Linked DNA regions of Mus musculus: regions 2 and 3 are each linked to region 1. Evidence: chromatin loops called from intact Hi-C (ENCODE). Cell type or tissue: left cerebral cortex. All regions are shown on one strand.

The links. Hi-C counts contacts between places; a loop is a spot of excess contacts. Peaks named below come from ENCODE experiments on the same cell type or tissue, not always from the same donor. Only the 100,000 strongest peaks of a DNase experiment are listed, where the experiment ranks them.
Region 2: a loop joins it to region 1, with 2.5 times the contacts of the local background. A loop is called at or near these places in 5 of 42 quality-filtered maps.
Region 3: a loop joins it to region 1, with 3 times the contacts of the local background. A loop is called at or near these places in 4 of 42 quality-filtered maps.

The regions. Positions count from the first base shown.
Region 1 is chr5:125,174,874-125,179,873 of GRCm38, forward strand. Ncor2 (nuclear receptor co-repressor 2) reads right to left here and starts at 4,341. Exons shown (of 47, transcript NM_011424.3): 1 at 4,124-4,341. In left cerebral cortex, CTCF peaks have their summits at 2,160, 2,866, 3,771 and 3,978; DNase peaks (open chromatin) are centred at 625, 1,204, 1,646, 2,173 and 5 more places; H3K4me3 peaks cover 4,371 bases; H3K27ac peaks cover 4,528 bases.
Region 2 is chr5:125,064,917-125,069,916 of GRCm38, forward strand. Ncor2 (nuclear receptor co-repressor 2) reads right to left here. Exons shown (of 47, transcript NM_011424.3): 15 at 4,016-4,161; 16 at 2,860-3,032; 17 at 924-986. Among named protein-coding and RNA genes, the nearest start is that of Rflna, 64 kb to the left of the region's middle. In left cerebral cortex, a CTCF peak has its summit at 2,375; DNase peaks (open chromatin) are centred at 2,361 and 4,093.
Region 3 is chr5:125,053,486-125,058,485 of GRCm38, forward strand. Ncor2 (nuclear receptor co-repressor 2) reads right to left here. Exons shown (of 47, transcript NM_011424.3): 18 at 2,248-2,390. Among named protein-coding and RNA genes, the nearest start is that of Rflna, 53 kb to the left of the region's middle. In left cerebral cortex, a CTCF peak has its summit at 3,089; DNase peaks (open chromatin) are centred at 4,154 and 4,723; H3K4me3 peaks cover 2,698 bases; H3K27ac peaks cover 3,374 bases.

The DNA.
Region 1 (5,000 bases):
GCAGGGTTCCAACTTGACAGGTGAGGCCCACAAGTCCCTATTTAGAGGTTACCAGCCTGGGCACACTGCTTGTGACCCAGAAAACCTTAGTCTTTGATGCTAAATCAACCACCAGGTCAGACAGAGTGGATCAGGCACTCGGTCCCCTGCTGTGCTTCCACGAATTCTTGTGGTATCTATGAACCAAAAGGTTATGACCAGCTAAGGGTCCATGAGCAAGGCAATGTGCAGTGGCTGCACTCTGCTCTAACACAGAGGTGTCACTAGGAGAAATCTCTCTTCCACTCACTGCCACCACGGGCACACTGTCCTGCTGTGACCTTGGGCCAACTGCCCCTCTGACCTGTGTGGCTCTCAGGAGCAAGGGCCTCTCCAACCACAGGCTTATGTGTCCCCAGCCAGATTCCCCGGGGAGACAGGAGCAGGGCACTCCAGGCTTCAGGGCTCCCCGCTTCCAGCGTTATGCCCTGTTAGACACCATGCTAAATAATTCAAACCCCTGTTTTCATTTCAAAATAAACACAGCACTGTCGCCAAGGCAGATGCCAAAAATTTGCATGAGTGTTTTGAGATAAAATGAGACTTCAAAGAAATGCCAGCCTGCCGCTGGCACCACCCCCTCTCCAAACCCTGGGAGAACAAGTTCCCAGTCTCTGAGCTGCCCTCCCCCACAGCCCTGCAAAGATGGGCAGGTGCCAACCCCAAGAGGAAGGTCAGTTCCTGATCCCTTCCTTGCAGCCAAGGCTGTCGTGCTGTGTGATCCGCGAAACAACCCAGGCGTTTGCCCCAGCTTCCAAGGCCAGTCACCAAAACCTCCCAGGGCCCCTGTGACACCTTCTATAAAATAGGACAGTCACTTCCCCATAGCCCACCTCAGAACAGACCAGTAGATGCTCGGTGCACAGACAAAGGCACTTTCTGAATGCTGGCACACACACACACACAGTTGAATGCTTTCTGAGGTCGGCACACACACAGTAAGTGCTTTCTGAATGATAGCACATAGTCAGCATTTTTTTGGGTTTTTTTGTTTTTTGTTTTTCCTGGATGTCACCGTTTTGCTACTGCAGTGCAGATGCAGATCCGCCAACTCCGAGAACAGGATTCACCTGGCGTGCCATAAAGTGGATTTCCCATCCATCAGCCTCCCCTAAGGATGCTCACCTGACCCTTCCCAAGCTTCTCTTCCTCCCTAAAGAGGTGGGTCTTCTAAGCCACCCACTCCACTTGGCTTTGTGTAGCTCTGCCTTCCCCAGACAGCTAACTGCCTGCCTGCCTGCCTGCCTACCACACACACACACACACACACACACTCATCCATCCCCTGGGCACCTTAAGTGGGAATCACTAGCTCCAGAAAGCTGCCACCCTTGCAGGAAACTGTCCCTGAGGTATCACCTAGGGAGGCTGCTATATGGTATCGGAGACATGAACGGATACAGAACAGAGAGAGAGAGACAGACAGACAGACGGGGGGGGGGGGGGGGGGGAACCTCAGACAAGAGGAAAAAGAAAAAAAAAATCGAGCCAGCCCCTGGTGATCAGCCTGTGTGAATCTCCCACTGGATCAATCTCCCCTTTTAACTGGGTGGTGAGGAGGTGCCACCCCCATCTTCAGCGGTTAACACAGGGGTCGTTCCCCAACACCAGTTTGGGGTGGGACCCAGCCAGAAACATTTCCAGCCAGGAATCCCGGGTCCCTGTGGAGAGGGGGGGCTGTAGAGTGGCAAGCACCTGCTGGCCCAGAACAATTCTAGATCCAGCTGTATTGCAGCTCGGTTCCTGTTTGCAGAGCTGGAAAACCTTTGGGAGGTAGCCCAAGTATTCACTAGGAGAAAAGAAAGGATTAAGCCATGAACCCTCATGGGGGGGGGGGGGAGCACAGCCCCAGGAGGGGGTCTCCATCCCTCACCCGGGCCTGACAGCCACATTACCACCGACATGAGTTTATCAATAGTATCGATTCCTGGGCAAGCGTAAATAGCTCCGTGGGAAGAGGCTAGGTCTGGCCACTCACTCCCACCCCCACGTCTGGACTCGAACACCGCAGGCTCCCCTGGCGCCCCAAAGAAACAGCGGTAAATTTCCGAACAGGGACATGGAGTGCAGGGAAGCTAGGCAGTACCCGAAATGCCCTCACCACCCCCTCCACCACTCACTGCAGCTCAGCTGGCTGCCAACTCCGTGTTTGCCTGTGCTCAATGGGCTGAGGCCTGGCCCTTCTCCATCCTGCCTCCTCCATCAGACCCTCCCTGCTCCCAAAGGTGGAGCAGACACTCACTCTCGTGGGTTTCCCCAATACGACGACAGAGCAAGGATGAGAATCCGGAAATAACAGTAGTCATAGTAACCTATCCAAGGACCCTCTGCACAGACTTGGTTCTCAGAAGCGCCCCAGACCAGGGAACTGTTTTCACCCTCACTCTGCAGAAAAGAAGCCCATAACCACAGGCAGGTGAAGTCATCTGCCCCCCCACCCCAACTCCCCATCAGTCAGCCACCCAAGATTCGAACCCAGGAGCTGAGCTACAGAACCAACCAGAACGCTTAGGCCTCTAGCCACCTCGCCTCCTTGACTATTCTGCCCCCTCCTCTACAATTAAAAAAGAAAAAGAGGCCACCCACGAAGTCCCCAGCAGTGGCCTGAGATGCACCCCCTACACGCGCCTGGCCTCAGAGCCCCTTTCATCAAAGCAGCCGCAGGGACCAGCGCTGGAATCAAAAGGGCAAAGCCAAGGCCACCCTAACACTGCCCACAGGGCCCCCCCAGGGATCCTATGCCTTCCACTCCTACCTCCCCTCTCACACATCCCTCCACAAAATCTGCAAAGAGGGAGGAAAAAAAGCCGTAATCGTAATAAAACCAGTTCTCACCAACAGGGGGGAGGAGAAGGAGAGGAAGGGAGGAGGCTGAGAACGAACGGATCCGCCCCCGCTGCCTGCACCAGACTCTCGGGGAGGGCGCGCGCGCACGCCGCCGGATGGACCTAGCTGTGCGAATAAAGCTACAATGTAAAGATTATTCAGCCGCCGCTGCTGGGCGCCTCCAGCTCTAGAGGCCCGAGGGACCGCCTGTCTGGACGCCCGCCCGGCTCTCCTCCCTCAAGGTCGGGAGGGGAGGCCGCTTCCCACGCGCGTCTGGGGGTGCTGGGGCTCCCGGCTGCCCCGCTAGGCTCGGATCTGCAACTTCCCAAACTAGTGGCATCCGAAGTATCCGCACGGCCAGGGGGAGGGTACAGGAGGCGGCGCCGCGTCACCGGAGGGGGGGCGCGGCCGCCCACGGGGTCCTTGGGTCCCCAGAATGCGCCACCCCCGAGGGTCTCAGATCCTGGCCTGTGCCACCCCAGAGTCGCCGGGGGAAGCGGCCGGGAGGGGGTCCCAAGTCCTAGAGCTGCGCCACCCACCCCTGAGAATCCCGGTTCTCAGGCTGCGCCACAACAGAGGGTCCATGAGTCCTGGCCCTCTCCAAAACAAGAGTACATCAGTCAATCCTCAGGCTGCGCCACCCTGCTGCAAGATCCCCGGGGCCTGGCCTTCAAAACATACCACAGGGTAGCCGGGTCCTGGCCTAAACTGCAAGCAGAGCTCTCGGGTCCTGACCTGAATCTCCCTGCAGGGTTCCCGGGTCTTAGCTCGTGCCATCTCAGAAGGTCCCCGGGTCCTGGCTTCTACCACCCTAAAGAGTCTCCAGGTCCGGGGCTACTTTATCCCAGAGGATCCCTGGTCCCGGCCTGTGATTCCCTGCAGGGCTACCAGTCCTCAGGTTGTGCCACCCTACATGGTCCCCAGGTCTTCAGGCTGCGCCACCCAGGAGGTACCCGGTTCCTGGCCTGGAGGGTCCCCGGTTCTCGGCCTGTTCCATCCCGCAAGGTCCCCGATTCTCGGCCTGCTCCACCCCGCAGGTCCCTAAGTCTTGGCCTGTTCCATCCTTCAGGGTCCCGGGTGCCAGGGTCGCGGCCTGCACCGCCCTGCAAGGTCCCGAGAGTTCCCGAAGTTCCCGCGCCCCCGCGCGCTCCCTGCCGCGCCGCCCGTCCCCTCGGGGGCGCCAACTCCGCCGCGTGCGCCGCCCCGGCCCGGAAGCCACCCGCTCCCCGCCGCCCTCCGCGCACTCGGCCCGACTCACCTCGCCGGCGGCGGCACCGGGCGCTGGCGCCGGGCTACGGCGCCGATCGGGCTCGAGGATGCGGCGGGTCCGGGCTGAGAGCCTGCGGTCTCCGCCCGCCGCGCTACGACGCGGGGCCCGGACGCGCGGGCCGCTGCGGGGCGCGCATGGCGGGCGCGGGCGGCTGGCGCGGGGACGGGGATGCGGCCCGGCCTGCGCTGCCCGCGGCTCCGCTCCTGGCGGCGAGGGGCGGGGCGAGGGGCGGGGCCTTGTGGAAGCCCGCCCCTGCCGCCTTAAAGGGCCCGCATGCACGCCTTCCAGGCCTACGCACCCCGCCGCCGTGCGCGCACCCCGAGCTGCGTTTTTTTTTTTTTTTTTTTTTTTTTTTTTGCCCGAAGAAGGCGGAGCAAATACCTCCTCGCCCCCTCCTCCTCCGCGAACCCCAGAGACTTCACGGGAATCGCGTTTCAGCTATTAAATTATAACTCAGGAGTGTCCAGGGGATGCGGAGACGACGCCCCGGGAGGGCCACCCACGGAGCCCTCAGAGTCGCACGCAGATGCTCAGCGACGCGCTGGGCCTCGCCTGGGAGATTGGGGAAAGGCTCTGCGGACCACAACCAATGACGAGCTGGTTCAGGGACTGCAATATGAGATCCTGGAGAGGCCCACGCGAGTCGCGCTACGCAGCCCTGTCACCCGGGCCCCCTGATATCTAAAATGAACAGCCATAGGGAATTTTCCAGGACACGTGCCTAGGCTACGTTCTGAGCCCATGGTCCAGTCTTGGACACCCAATCAGGACCACTCAACCCCAGTAGGAGCTTGCCCACTAGCAGTAGAGCTCATTCACATGCCCCATAGTGGGCCCTCTCTGCCTTAGATCTTTAACAGCAGCC
Region 2 (5,000 bases), 110 kb before region 1:
AAGGCAGGAGCCCACTGCAATGCCACATTCAAGTGAGCAGGTGGCTTTGTTTCTCTCAGAGACATGGGAGAGGTAGGGCCAGACATTCACAATCGCTAGCTCTGGGACCCTCAGTGAAAGCCACTCATCCTAAGGTGGCTTCAACTCCTTGTAGCCATTCTGGCACTCCTATCTTAGAGATGGGTAAACTGAGGCTCAGAGATAGGTCACCAAGCTGGAGAGTGAAGGCCTCAGGCATAATGAGTGTGGTTTCGAGGCAGGTCATGCTAATGTTACCAGGGCCCCAGGAGGCGTCCCCTCAAAGGTCAAGGCTCAGAGAGATGCTGGGGAAGGGGTCCTGTCTAGCCAGCAGGTTGTTGGCAGTGAGATGTCATCCTCAGGGTGTGAATGGCTTAGCCCAGTCACATGTCACAGCTAACGACTCCCTGATTTTGAAAATCTATAGTCTTGGCCTTGTGATGTAGACAACTATTATGGCTGCTGTCTGGTCTACTGTGGAACACACCACCACCAAAAGCTAGGCACCAATTCCAAATGTTTGCAGAGCACAAGCCTGCACCAGCGTGGGGACCTTGGAGACCCCATGTAAGAGCCACACGCAGGTGTGAAGACAGGAAGCCCTCCCTCCTGTGCCACTGACCCTGTGGCCAGCCTCGATGGCCAGGGGACTGTCCACCAAGCACCTTGGCCACTGTCCTCAGGGACCAGTTGAGGTAGTTCCTCGCACACTCAAACCACAGGCTCCTAAGCCATTCTAAATTCAGGTACAGGCCAGCACTCGAGGCAGAGACTTGTTCTCTGGCAGGTTCAACTGAGGCTCTGAAGAGCCCCTGCTCCTGGCCAGATGCACCAGCAGCTTTGCGAGCCAGGCATCCCAGTGCCGGGGACAAACAAACACGGCGCACACTATCACGTCGCTTTACCTTTCTTTGCTGTCTCCATCTCTTCCTCAGTCCAGCGAGAACTCTCGTTCATCTCCATGGAAGCTGCAAAGAAGACAGGCATTGGTAGGCGTTCCATAGAGTGCTTCCCCTACAGTCTGCTCTGAGCTGGCCAGCCCCCCCTTACCACAGTGCCTGATGCCCCATGCCCAGGGGCCAGTAGCTGTGTACAGAAGCCCCCCCCACCACCAACACACACACACACACACACACACACACAGACAGCACCACAGCGCACTATGCTGAGAGGATCTGGTATCTCCATTCGCAGACAAGGAAACAGGTGGCCAGGGTCTGGGTCATGGCCTGTTTCTACTTGCACTTTGCCAGGAAGGGGTAAGCCCACCTAGGGACACGGTCACAAATGTAAAGGAAGAATCATGGGCAGGGACTCCATTGTGCAGAGCGGGCCATTTCACACCTCCTTGGAGGCAACCCTCTAGATCAGTGGTTTTCAACCCGTGGGTTGTGTGTGACCCCCACAGGGGCAACATATCAGATATTTGTATTACAGTTGATAACAATAGCAAAATTAGTTATGTGGTATCAACAAACTAACTTTATGGTTGGGGGGTTTTCACCACAACAAGAGGAACTGTATTAAAGGGTTGAGGCCTTAGGAAGGTTGAGAACCTCTGCTCTAAACGCTCACAGCCCGTCTCCTACCATGACCCTCAAAAAATGGCTCCTCAGCATTTGCTCTCGGCTTGTGAGTGACGTCACCATGGCTAGGCCTCCTTTGGTGCTGGTGACTATTACAGTCTCCCTAGCTCACCCGAGGACAACAAGGCCCTTCAGAAGGGACGCAGCCAGGCACAGGGTGGGCAGAGGCAGCCTTGTCTGGATGACACACCACACTCTGACCGCTCCTTAGGTGACCTGCTGCCTGTAGCCCAGCTGTGAGTCCCTGACAGGGGTGTGCCGAGAACTGTGACAGGCATGGTGTGGCCTGTGTCCCTTCCTGCTGCCAAGCCCCGGCTGTCTCCTGGATCTCAGAGTCCCCTGTCCTTCCACGGACACCTTCGTGGGAGGCTTTGCAAGCCACAGGTAGAAGATTCTGGAACACTGAGAGAGGCCAGGGTGTATTTTCTGTCCTTCAGCCTAGTACAAGCCATGGGACTGTCTTACACATGAGGTCTGCCTCACAGGCCTGCTGGCACTCTGCCATCAAGTGCCAGCTGACACACACCCACAAAACCCACACAGGATTTGTGGTCAGCGGAGCTGAGTTCAAATCCCAATTATATCATAACTTGAGGTAAGCTACACTGCCCCCAGCAGCTCATACATAAAGCCCAAGCCAGTTCCAAGAAGAGTGAAAGTCTACCTCAGATCCACTAGAGAAATAGAACCTGGGAAGAGACCCAAGCAGCCAAGATGACCCACTCACTGCACAGGATGAGTGTGCACTGCTGCCCCTGGTGGCTGCCCTTGGAACTGCAGCTCAGCTCACCCTACTGGCTTACTTTTTTACCCAGAGAAGGCAAGGGAAACCAAAACCCACAAAGGTGAAGAGACCATCTCAGAACTATCCTTCTACTAGATGACTTAACCCAGTTCATCACCACCCCAAATGTCCACACGGCCCAATCTTCTGATTTAAAACAACAAATGGGGCTGGGTTGGGGAAAGGTGGGTTCACAGCCTCTTCCCAGTCCTAAGCTCGGCCTGCACCCAGGTTCTCTTTATATTCTTGTTAGGTGTATAATTTCTCTCTGTGCATGTGAAGATACCGAGGCAAAAGGGAGAACGCTCCGGGTCACAATAAGCGCAGTTAGCCAAATACTTTATCTAAACCCCACAGACAGAGACCCAGGTCCTCAGCTAGGGGCAGTTTACTCCAACTTCACGGAATCCTAGCAAGAAACAATCTCCCTACATTCCAGCCCCCCCCCCCCCCAGTCCCCAGCCTGCTCACCCAGCTCTGAACTTTGCTGTGGGGTGGCTGTCTCCTCATGGTTGGCCTCGTTGGCCATGGAGCGCGTGATACGGCCTTTGCGGCGGCCTTGGCTGTTGGCAGTTTTGCGGCCTTTGGAGGCCACGGCCTCTTTCTCATCGTTGTCCTCGCCAGAAGTGTCGTCTGTCTTCTCCCTGAGGTCACGAAAGGGACACCGGGATGGATCAGCTGGGGATGGACACCCCAAGACCACTGGGGAGACCTTTGGGTTGCTCCATCACAGCTGCAGAGAGGAAAGAGCTGCAGCTGGCTAAAAGGGTGCTATGGGCGGGCAGGCCCCTGCCGCAGTACCTTAACCCTGAAAGGTGGCGGGAGCTCATCCAGGGGTGGGTGGGAAGGGCAGATGTGAAGTCATCTGACTCCACCTGTCACCAGCGGGGCCTCAAGAGATGCTGACACCATCACCATACAAACAGGGAGCCCAGCTAGAGGCCTTCGGGACTCTGTGGCCCCCTGTACTAGCCACGGGGACTTAATTCTGCACCCCTACAGAGCAATTTGCTCAGGGTATATAGGACTGCAGGCGTGGGGAATTGCAGCCCAGCCCAGCAGTGGGGGTGCACATGACCTGGGGACCTGGCTCCTCAGAAGCAACTGGGGTAGATTTATCGCCTCTGTCACTCATTCATCTTCCTGAAAGATGCCGGCTGGAGCCGTGGAGACAGGGAAGGAGGAGGCTCTGATGTGCACAGGCCCAGCACAGCACCTGCGGCCCCTCCACCTTCTCCCGCTGGCTAGGGGGGTTGGCGGGTGCTGATGGGGGTGAGGATGAAGGCGGGGGCTGCCAGATGCTTGCGTCCATGTTGCCCTCCCGAGGCCCTTCAGCCCTCTCTCCCTCGTGGACCTCAGGGGCCTTGGAGGGGAGGCAAGGCTGAGTGCCAAAGTGGCTGTCTGGATTTATGAGTCCCGGAGCAGGGCTCAAATGAGCAATCAGTCTCCTAGGTCTCTTGGGGGGGGTGGGAGAAGCGGGGGTGTGCAGAGAGGGTGGGGGATGGACAGAGTGGGGGCTGAGGCTTCCGGGAGGAAAGGCCTGGGAGAACTGACTGGGGCTCCAAACTGGCGCCAGGCTCTGTTCCCCAGGGGCCCAGGTGTGCACCGCGCAGCTGCCAGGCCTTACTTGCTGAGTTCTTCCTTCTCGTTCTCCGCATCCTGCTTCTCTTCCTCCTTGTCGGCCTCCTTCTCCTTCTCCTTCTCCTCCTTCTCCTCCTGGCTGCTCCGTGCCATCTGCTGCTGCTGCTGCTGTTGTTGCTGCTGCTGCTGCTGCTACAGCCCGGGGAGCAGAGGCAGGAGGGAAAACAGGAGACAGGTGAAGCTGGGGAAGGGAGGGACGGTGAACGCAGAGGCCAGGGCAACTGGGGAGCCAGCCAGGTGGGAGAGGTTGGAGGTAGAATGAAGCCAGAAAAGCACCACACTCGGGTGTAGGGGTTCGAGTCCTGCCATCTCCCCTGAGCCCAGTGGAGTAAGAGTAATATCTGCAGAAAGCCTTTGTGTGTGTGTGTGTGTGTGTGTGTGTGTGTGTGTGTGTGTGTGTGTAGGGAAACTCTTTCCTTCCATTGTTCCTTCCTGGCAGAAAACCATTGATGCACAATGGCTCTAGGGCCTTGTCTTTTATAGGACTAGGCTACACTGGGGAAGGACGGACACCATGGCATACTGGTACACAGAGACAGAGCAAGAACCTGACTTGTCCAGCCACTGTAGCCTCTTAAGGCAACACTGTTGTGCACTCGGGATCCTCAGGGCCACTTCTCTCCAGCTCCTAAGAATCCTGTGTTCTGTAAGGGGAGGGGTCAGGGCAGCCATGCATGGTTGCTGGCTCCTCGGCTGGGTACCAGATGTCTGTCAGCGAGACTGTGCCCTTCCCTTCAGATTCTAACACTCCATACAGCCCAGGGGCGAAGCCTCATTCTGGCAGACAGAGCCCCCTGAACCTGACACTGAAGGAGTTTCCTGTCAGTTCAACACTGTCTCAAGGTGGGCCATGGAAAGTGAGGGTCAGAACTCAAGGAGACAGAAGGCGGTACGGGAGGAATTAGCCTGTACTTCACAGCTGCCCTGTGCTGGGGCATTGTATTCAAGCCACTTGGCTGTGTCTCCCACCT
Region 3 (5,000 bases), 120 kb before region 1:
CACTGACCTCCTGCCTCCCCTGTTCTCTGGGTGGCTGAGGGTGGCATGCCTTCCTGCTTTCAGACGGGGCCGGGCCAGCAGCCAAAGGCCCTAGCCACTGCTTCAGGACTCAGAGAACAGAAGTGAACCTCTTAGTTCTTGTCATTTTCTTTTTGAGACACGGTCCTGTAGCCTAGGCTGGCCCTGAACTCCTGATCCTCCGGGCTCAAGCATCCTTAGTGCAGCTTGGCCTACCCTCTTTACAGTGGCAGCCTGATGCCGAGTGGGTGAGAACAGACAGCCCAGGTCAGGGGCTGCCACAGGCCAGCTCATACACTCATACAACACGGTACTCGCTCTGTACTTCAGGGGCCTCCGCCTCTGCTCACTGCTCTTATCATGATCCTCAGGACCAGCCAGCCAGCTCTTGAGGTTGCCTGGGGAGAGAATCAGCCCACCTCCTCTACAGGCCTCCGCCAGGGCAGCCACCTGAATGACAAAGCTAAGAACGGGGCAGGGGTCCCCTTTCCTGGGCAGCCTGCCTCCATCCCATTCAGACCAGAGTCACCTCAGCTCAATAGCTCACCATGATTCCCACATCCCACTAAGTAGTAAGCTCCTCCAGACACTCCAACCACGCCTTTGCCCACTATACACAAACTCTGTCCTACTCTGTGACCTGGGCCAGACACTGGACTTTCCTCAGTGGAAGGTACCTGCTCCTCATACACTCCTGAAGCAGGTGGGAACTGAGGCCCAGAGGCCAGGCTGTGCGCTCTGAGCACAAGCTACAGGGCCAGAGCACACTCCCACCGGGCAGAGCCCTATGTCCTTTGGAGGGACTCCATGCACGCAGGCTTGCATCCATCTATCACCTGGGATAGACATACCACACCACAAAGACCCTGAGCCCTCTGCCATCTGGCTTTAGCTGGTGGGGAGCTGGCGAATTGCCTAGTGTCCCCTTTTCAAGTACTGCCCTGTCACTTGGGAGGAGCTGTTATCCTTCCCATTTCACAGGCAGAGAAACTGAGGCACAGAGCAGATAAGACTCTTAGCTAAAAAGCCACACAGCCTGTAAGTGGCACAGCCTAGACAAACACACACACACACACACCCCTACACCTATCAGCAGACAGCCCCTTGGTAATTGCTGCATAGTGATCGCAAGGGCTTCAGGTACCTAGAGGACATGGGATGGGTAGCTATGACATCAGTGACAGGGGTATCACAAAGAGCAAGCAGGCAGGAAGCCCCACAGAGGGCCTCCCATTCACGGGCACCTCCTTCCTGTCCGTGTCACTGTCCCCTCCACCTACTTTCTAGCTAAAGAAGTGGCTCAGTAGGGAGAAGCTGGTCAGGTCACATGGTGCTCAGACCACAAGCTCAGACCTGGCCCCTTTTAGATGACTATGTCCTTGGGTCCACTGTCCCACCGGGGGTCATTGAGAGCAGAGGGAGCAGTTCCCTGGAGACATGGAGAGTTGGGCAGTCATATGTTCGGGGGACACGAGCCGTAAGAAATAGCTGGGGCAGGAGGGTGGGCCAACAAGGGTGTCCCTGGATTCCACATGGGTCTTGAGAGGAGCCCTAATGGAGCAATGCTGTGTCTCTGGCTGCTGGACCATGCTCTACCGCACCCTGTGCTGCTGTGTACCCTGCACTGGGCCTCGAGGCTCAGGAAAGAGCAATACATCTTTCACTGCACAGGAACCCACACAACTTTAAAGCCAGGGAACGATGGGCCTCAAGGTGTCCTTCACAAGCCTCACTCAGACCACGGCGGGAGATTGGAGAGGTGGTAGAGCTACTCGGCTCTGAGTTCATACACCCACTTAGGTGGCTGAAGAGCTTCCCTGGTCCTCAGTTTCCCCAGCCCTAACAGGCTGATGACGTTAAGATGGGGTTGGGGAGGATCATGGGAAGGCAGTGCAGTGGCTCCAGTGGCCCTCCTGGCCATGGATGTAAAAAAGGCCCTGCTTAGAGATACAGCTGTCAGTGTGGGCCCCAAGTCTTCCTCCAGCCTCTGTCTTCTGGGACCCTCATTCCCTGTCCCTGTAGCCCGACTGTTCAAAAGGGCAGCCAAGCAGAAGCGAAGCTGCTCACTTAGGACCTCCAGGTCCGATTCCTGGCTGAGTCAGGGCCCAGCCCACCCATCCCTCCCCATGCAGATGCCAGGCAGCCAGGGGCCACATGAGCGAGGCTGTGGGAGGCCTGGCTGGCCCCAGTTCCCAGTGGACGTGGCCACCGAGTTCTGGCCAGACTTACCATCTTTAGCTTGTGCTGCTGAAGGATTTCGTCCAGGTTCTGCCTCTTCTTGTAGTTGAAGTAGAAGTTCTTACACTGGGACACGGTCTTGGAGCCCACCATACGGGCAATGGCTGACCAGTTCCTCCCATGTTCCAGGAGGCCTACAGGTGGAGGGCAGATGAGGGTTCACTACCGTCCAAAGCCAAGGGGGCACAGCCAGGGAGGGACCAGGAAACAAACAGTAACAGGCATGGCCCCAAGCGAGGCCACAGTTAAGATTCTAGGGGGCAGAAGACAGCCTCCCCCCATCCTTCCCTCCCCAGTTGGGCGGGAGCTGTGGTGACCCAGCTCTGACACTGCACAGCTGCAGTGAGGCCTCAGGAGAACAAGCCCGCTTTCCGGTCTCACCATAGGTGAAGGGGAACGAGCCCTGGAAGAGCTCAGGTCAGAGCAAGGCCGAGCTGGGGAGGGGAGCAGGGTGAGCTTGGGGCCCCCCCACACCTCAAGAGCCACACCAGACTCAGGGCCCACCTGGCACTTAGCAGTCACGGGTGGATCTGTCTCAAGTCACAGCTTGAGACCACATGGTGGGACAATCTTCAGATCTGCGGAGGCCCCCCTCAACCCCTCCCCAAGGCCACAGACCTCATGGCTCACAAGCTCTGAGGCTACAAACCTTGGGCTATACTAGAAGGCTGTGCACCCTCAGCAACCTTCAATGAGCCCCAGCTCCCTTGAAGGCAAAGCTGGCCATTTTCCCATGGCAGTGCCAGAAACCTGCCCCTGGGGATGGAGGTTAGGAGGCCGGCGCTTCGGCGGAGCTTCAAAGCCACTTGTGACAAGGCTAAGTCCCATTTCCTACCACCAGGCTTCAAATCATGTTCTTCAACACAAGTCAAAGCAGAACAAGAGGCTGTAACTACGAATTGCAGGGGGCGGGGAGGGCAGGGGAGGGGGCCCACCCCCTTCTCACCACCCCCTCATTCAAACCCCAGTTGGTGGCTCACTACAAACAAAGGAAACAATAAAACCCCCAACACACCAGCAAGTGACCCCCTAGGTCTACATGGCTTTGAGTCAGTCTTGCCCCTCCCCCACACCCTGGTCAAGACTGGAATTCTTGAAGGTTTCTCACCCACCTCACCCAGCTCAGGAGTGGGTCTGAAGCCTCAGCTTCCCATAGTAGCAGCATTGGGGGGGAGGGGGACGCGCCATGGTTTGGGGGAGGTGCGGGATAGCCAGGCCACCTGCTGGCCTACAGTGACCACAAGAGCCACGTGGCTCCAGAGCAGCTTCTCAGGGCTCCTCAAGGACAGGAGGCAGGGAGGGCCAGGGCTCAGGATCAAGTGTAACTCAGCCCCTGACCTTTCCCTCCACCCGCGCCAGCAGCAGCTGCCACTTCCAGAACCTGGCGGCTGGGGCTGCGTTTATTTATATTACCCGAGTGCCGTCCAAGAGGGCCCAACAAACACGTCAGGCCGAGGGATCGCAGGCCCGGAACCCCAGGGCAGGTCTCCATTTGGAGCTGTTGGGGGTGGGGTGCAATGAAGACTTGGGAGGGGAGGGTGGCCCGACCCCGGGGAACAGACATTTCCAAATTCAGTTAGGTCAATAGGGAGTCAGAACAGCTGGGTCTCCCAACTAACTCAGCCTATAAAAGCTAGAAACTGTCAGGGTGGGGGGGATGACGCTCAGCTGTTCCCGAACACGTGTGGTCAGGGAAGAGCACTGGGCAGAGCTGTTGGGGAGGCCCTTCCCAGAGTGTGCCACACAGCCCTGGGGAGACAGGAGCTTCCTCTACTCTTGTTCTAGGAACCTTACATTAGGGTGCTGTGCACAGGAGCACTTCATATCCCGTGTCGTAGAGACAGCCCAGCTGCTCTGTCCACCCCGGGGAAGCCCCGCTGAGAATGCCCCAGGCACGCTTGGAGCTAAGACTAAGTACAGCCTCCTTCCAGGGGATCTTGGCTGCACCCTAGAAAGGCAAGAAGGAGCGCCAGGCCACGGGTCCAAAATTCCAAGACCCCACCACCACCACATGTGCAGCTGAAATTTCCTGTAGCCCCATAGAAGTCCCCGTCACCAGCCAACCCCACCCTCTTGCCCCGCCAGCTGGGGACCACTCACATCCTCTCATCTGCGTCTCCCCCTCGGCCAAGTTTTCCGGAAACATCCGGCTGGAAGGATGCTCCAGGGAGCGGAGCGGTGATTAGGAGGCTGTGGCCGCAAGGCTCCTTAGGGCTTCTTGCTGGTATCCCCCGGTTCTACCTCTGTTCACATCCTCAGGAGCCGAGAGGGCAAAAGCAGGCACTGGGGATGGCCCCAGGACTCCTCCGGCTGCAGCTACCAGCTGCCCCAAAGAACAGAGCAGTGCCCTTCCTGCTTGGGAAGGGAGCGAGGGCTACGGCAGCAGCGGGAAGTTGTCAGTTCTGTGTGCTGGGTTTCTCTGTGCCAGGCGTCACCAGTGCGCACGCGGCGTCCGCAGATCTTCCAGGCACCAGTGTCTCAGAGAGGACACTTGGTGAGGGTGCTGTCCCGGAGCCCCCAGACCCACCAAGCCACAAGAAATCCAAAAGCCCCGGGCAAGACAGGGCCAGGCAGCCGTGTCCCTAAACGGCTGGGCTGTGGGACCCAGGGCTCCGCGCGGCTCTTCTTGCTGCCTGACCCAACGAGCCGCGTCAGGACTGAATGTGACCTCCAGACGCGGCGGGCGGGGGCGGGCGGGGGCCGGGCACAGGCCCAGGTTCGGCTGGGCGGGCCAACTGGCACAG